Regions from separate parts of the Homo sapiens genome. Here region 1 is linked to region 2. A link is a loop called in an ENCODE intact Hi-C map of the cell type or tissue named here. Cell type or tissue: mammary epithelial cell. All regions are shown on one strand. Each heading gives the region's core, and the rest is flanking DNA. Links, peaks and the distances in the headings are about the cores only.

Region 1 (2,821 bases), core at 300-2,799, 890 kb after region 2:
ATGTATAGAAACTGACATAGAAATCTCAGTACTGGCACAAAAACAGTCACATAGACAAACGGAACAGAATAGAGAACCCAGAAATAAGTCTACACACTTACAACTATCTGATCTTCAGCAAATCTGACAAAAACAAGCAATGTGGAAAGAACTCCTTATTCAATTAATGATGCTGGGATAACTGAGTAGCCATATGCAGAAGATTGAAACTGGACCTTTTCCTTATACCATATACAAAAATTAACTCAAGATGGATTAAAGGCTTAAATGTAAAACCCAAAACTATAAAATCCCTGGGAAACAACCTAGGCAATACTATTCTGGACATAGGAAGGGGCAAAGATACTAAAAGCAATTGCAGCAAAAGCAAAAATTGACAACTGGGATCTAACTAAACAAAAGAGCTTCTGCACGGCAAAAGAACCAATCAACATAGTGAACAGACAATCTACAAAATGGGAAAAAATTTTTGCAGACTATGCAGATGACAAAAATCTAATATCTGGCTTCCACAAGGAATTTAAATTTGCAAGAAAAAAAACACCCCATAAAAGTGGGCAAAGAACATGAACAGACACTTTTCAAAAGAAGACATACAGGCAGCCAAGAATCATATGAAAAAAAAGCTCAACATCACTGATAATTACAGAAGTGCAAATCAAAACCACAGTGAGACACCATCTCACACCAGATAGAATGGCTACTATGAAAAGTCAAAAAATAGCAGATGCTGGTGAGGCTGTGGAGAAAAAGGAACACTTATGGTGGGAGTGAAATTAGTTCAAACATTGTGGAAGATGCTGTGGCAATTCCTCAAAGACCTAAAAACAGAACTATCATTTGACTCAGCAATCCCATTACTGAGTATATACCTGAAGAAATATAAATAATTATATCATAAAGATGCACGCACATGCATGTTTGTTGCAGCACTAGTCACGATAGCAAAGGCATGGAATTAACCTAAATGCCCATCAGTGGTAGACTGGATAAAGAAAATACGGTACAGATACACCATGGAATACTATGCAGTCATAAACAAGAATGAGATCATGTCCTTTGCAAGAACATGGATGGAGCTGGAGGCCATTATCCTTAGCAAACTAATATAAGAACAGAAAACCAAACACTGCATGTTCTCATTTATAAGTGGGAGCTAAATGATGAGACATATGGACACAGAGAGGTAAACAACACACACTGGGGCCTTTTGAAGGGTGGAGGGTGGGAGGAGGGAGAGGATTAGGAAAAATAACTAATGAGTACTAGGCTTAATACCTGGGTAACAAAATAATCTGTACAACAAACCTTCACAATACAAGTTTACCTATATAGCAAACCTGCACATGTACCCCTGAACTTAAAAGTTAAATAATAATAAAGAAGAAAGATCAGTACCAATAGTATGGAGTTGGAGGCAATAAGCAATCACAAGACATGTACAAAGTGTGCTCCTATTTATGTACATCTGTTCCTAAGTCCGAGGTTGTAAATCTGTGGGCTGTATCTGGCTTACAAATGTCTTATATGGCCTAGTAGCACTTCTAAAAATTTAGAATTCATTGCTAATATCTTAAAGTCAGAAGCTTTTATGAAAAAGTCTGAATTTGGTGCTAGGCTTAAGAAACTGAAGCATCTTAAACAATGCTGGGGGCTCTGCATTCCCAGGAAGCAGCAATTCCTGGGAGCAAGGTTGTGGCGCCCCCTACAGACAGGGCATGTACTTCAAACACCCCTGCTTAGCATATTTATACTACTTCTTGGTCATTCTAGGTATTTGGGTTCTGTATCTCCCTCCCTTGCCAGTGAAGGTGCACCAAGAACCTGGAAGTATGCACATTGAACTACTCACTTGAAGGAAAAGTGAGTTGTGAGGGTGGTGAGGGTGGAACTCTGGTGAGCAGTTTTCATGGTTCATTTTATAAACTTACATATTGTTTATCTTTTCTGGAAGGCACTATTGGTTGTATAAGATAAAATTGCAAATACTGGGGAGGAAAAATAGAATCTGTAGGCAGTATTTGGCCCACACCTAGGGGGATGGTTGTAGCTTGAGCTTTTGGGGATGCAGGTAGAACACGCTGCAAAGAGGAGATGCTCTTAGTAAAGGCTCTTACTCATGTTATTTCCTTTCCACCCTGTGACTCCACTTTACAACCCAGCCTCCAAGTTCATGGACACTGGGAAACACACAAAACGCTTTGCCCAGAAAACCTACAGAGTCCATATGGCTCTGTCTAATAACCCCAAAGGATCTCTCCTTTTCCCTAAGACAAATGCCCACAAAGTGCTCCTCTTAAGTTTCGAGAGGCCTCGAACTTTAATATCAGTTTTAGGAATTTAGGGATTATATAGGTGGAAAAAAAAAATTCTGAAAAACATCCTAGGTTGAGATTTGGGGGAAGAGAAGAAAGAGAGATGAAAAGAAATACAATTGTGACTTGCCTAACGGTTTTGACTTTCACTGAGTTTTCTATAGACCTCAGTTTCCACATCTGTAAAATAAGGGAGATGAATTAGATTCTTTTAACAACATTAAAGCTCTAAAATTGGGCTTTGGTTTCTGGATTGACCCATCTGGGAAATTACAAATGCAGTTCAAATGGCTTAATGTTGCCTGTCTTTCGTGAATGTTATAAGAGTTCTTATTTGAGGAGATGGACAGAGCTCTCAGAGAGTACCATCTTTCCAAAGATTGACTGAAGCTGTTATCACAGAGATTATTCCAATCAAGATGCATTCTCCTGGTCCGTTTGAATTCTGCAGCCAAGTAAAGTAATAAGACCTTGCATTTGTACAACAATTTTTTTCATTTCTAAAG
Region 2 (2,821 bases), core at 253-2,752:
TCCTGTACTGTTACTTTTCTTTTTATTGTGTGTTGTGGATTTATTTCATGTTTTAGAGCATTCATATTTCCTTAACAGGGAAAAGCAGTTGGAATGTATTATTTTCTTTGCTATCTCTCGTATTCCATATCTCTTTCATTCTTTCAGAGGTTCTGTATTAGGTTATTTCTTCTGCTTACCCGTCATTCAAAATGGGCAATTCTATTCAGTCCATAATAGTAAATATGGTTATTGAATGAGGCAGATTAAGTAAACCTCCAACAGAAAGCAACTTTATTCTTTTACTATTGCTGTTACTCTGTACTGTGTCAAACCGCCTTTCTATAGCCCTGACAGTACCTTGAGTATATTCCATAGCTTCTGATGTCACTTGTAGTAGTAATAAACTTCTCCAGGCATCCAGGCATCCTTTTCCAGGCATCCAGTCTAATATCAGCTTCAAGAGTTCTTCCAGTTTTTGCCTTTACCCCTTTTCTGTTGAGCCTAATCCAGGCTTGGTTACCAATGGAGAAGGCGAGGGATGGTTGGACAGCTTGGACATTTGCTCACTTGTGCTTAACAGGACTGCTCTGCCTCCTGTATGACTACAGGTAGGGCTGTGAGATAAGAGAAGAGGCATTAAAGTCTTATAGGACAGACGGGGTTGTAATCCCATGTTGATGCTCTCCAGCTATGAAGGCCGGCCCTATGAGGCTTTTGTGTAGACCCAACCTCTTCCGCAGAGGCATCCTGAGTCATAAGATGCCATCTGGGACTGTCTGCTGCTTAAGGCTCCTCAGTTGTGTCTAACAGTATGAGGTTATACATACAAGAATACATATTACATAGCATTGTTAGCGGTTATTATTACTCTTGTGAATGGTACTATTGTTACTACTGGTATGAGAGAGATTTTAGCCTCTTAATTTTGGCTAATTCTATGATGTACTTGTATAAGACAGGTGATGTTTAAATGAGAAATCATAACTAACTTTACTTGGCACTAGATATTTGAGAGAAATTGTATGTATTTATTTGTAGATTATATTCTGTTTTATTAGGGAGGAAAGAACTTAGAGGCTGAGTTTATTTCCATCATTAAAACAAAATAGATAACCAAGGCCCAGAGAGAAACAGAGGCCTGTCTACTCTCCAGGCACTAACAGTCAGGACTGGAACACAGAACTTCAACTTCTGTGTAGTTGTCCTCAGTTTCTGTGCTTTCTCCTTCTGAGGGGAGGTGCTCCGTACTTCAGGACTGAGTGTAGATCTCACCAGATTCTTCCTGCCCTCTTGGTGGGTAGCTCAGTTCTGACACATGCTTTGATAGATAATGCAACTTTTCCTTAAGGAACAAACCTTACCCTTTTAGTGAATGTTTGTAAACCTTTTAAGAATATAGCCACCAGATGTCACTGTAGGCTAGCTTATGCCAAATAAGACTATTGTATCTGTTGTCAGATTTGCTTTGAGGAGAAAATGGGATCGAATAAATGCTATACATCCTAATGTTTTAGCTTATAAGGGAATTTCTAGGGCTGTTTTGAGACAGACCACCAACCATGAGAACAAAATGCGAAAGAATCCTACAGACCCTGGTCTCTTGGTAATTACAGTTTAGTGGGATGTGCAGGAGGAGTCATGTGCAAAAAATTACATGTTACCCATCCCTTTTGCTTGCAAGTGAAATAGACCAAGACAGAAGACATCAGAGTGAGCGGAAGAAACAGCTGACAACATCGAAAGGGAGAAAATTGCAAGAAGTCTTGATGGATGTCTTAGATTTGGGTCTGTAGAGCGTTGAACCTGGAAGACGCCACTTGATGGTTAGAAAGGGGTGGGAAGGAAGGCAGAGTTAAATGTACAGCAACGTAAATGAGTGAAATGCCTGGACTTTTCAGAAGAATGGGAAGAGACTAGTTAACCATTCAAGATGGGATAAGTCCAAGAATGGTAGCGTGTAAGGCTGGCAGTGTGGCCTGGTGGGACAAACACAGTTTTTACAGACAGGCCACCTGAGTCCAAATCCCAGCTGTGGCACATACTAGTTGTTGGAACATACTCTGGGGCATGTTACCAACTCAAATTCCTCATAGAGAAAGTGAGATGATAATATATTCAACTCATAGGATTATGGAAAGATTGAGTTTATATTTTTACAGTGTTTAGAAAAGTGTCTAGCACTTAAGTACTACATTAAGTCTTTGAATAAATAAGTTTCTGTATAGCACTAGGCATAAGAAGTCAAAATAAGGTTAATGATTAAAAGGCAATAGTTTTGTATTATTTAAGGAATATTTATCTGGAAGTGAAGTGAACATAGGCCTGAGATATACCCAGATCAGCACCTGTTCACTGAACACTATGCCAGACATTTAATGGGTGTGGAATAAATTTTAAAAAACCTATAATGGTGTTGATAATAATTTCTATGTACTGAGCTGTAACTAGGGTCTAGGAACTAAGTTTGAAGTACTTTAAATGCATTACTTTAATCTCCAAAATTTGTAGGGTAGGTTATTATTATTTCAGTTTCATAGATTAGGGAAGTGAGACCCAGAGAGAATAATTAATTTGTTCAAGGTCATACAAGCAGTAAATAGCAAAGCTGAGATTCAAACCCAGAACCTGATCATTTAACCACTGCTCGAAGTACCTAAAAGACCTTGAGGCATACTATAAAATCACATTACTTTAGAGCCAAGAGGGACTTCAGTTTGACTGACTCGTTTTATGGATGAAGAAACTGAGAATTATAAATTTTAAGGGATGTATTCAATGTCATTTGGTTGAGGGATGGATGATATAAGAACTTAAATTTTCTGTTCCCAGTCCAGTTCTG

Evidence for each region. Peaks named below come from ENCODE experiments on the same cell type or tissue, not always from the same donor. Only the 100,000 strongest peaks of a DNase experiment are listed, where the experiment ranks them.
Region 1: it touches region 2 in a loop (4-fold over the local background); 2 of 110 quality-filtered maps call a loop at or near these places.

The regions. Positions count from the first base shown.
Region 1 is chr5:153,424,416-153,427,236 of GRCh38, forward strand. No RefSeq gene overlaps it. Among named protein-coding and RNA genes, the nearest start is that of GRIA1, 65 kb to the right of the region's middle. In mammary epithelial cell, for the core only: a CTCF peak has its summit at 1,704 (motif pointing left); no DNase peak of the experiment used is centred there.
Region 2 is chr5:152,531,432-152,534,252 of GRCh38, forward strand. No RefSeq gene overlaps it. Among named protein-coding and RNA genes, the nearest start is that of NMUR2, 130 kb to the left of the region's middle. In mammary epithelial cell, for the core only: a CTCF peak has its summit at 1,379 (motif pointing right); no DNase peak of the experiment used is centred there.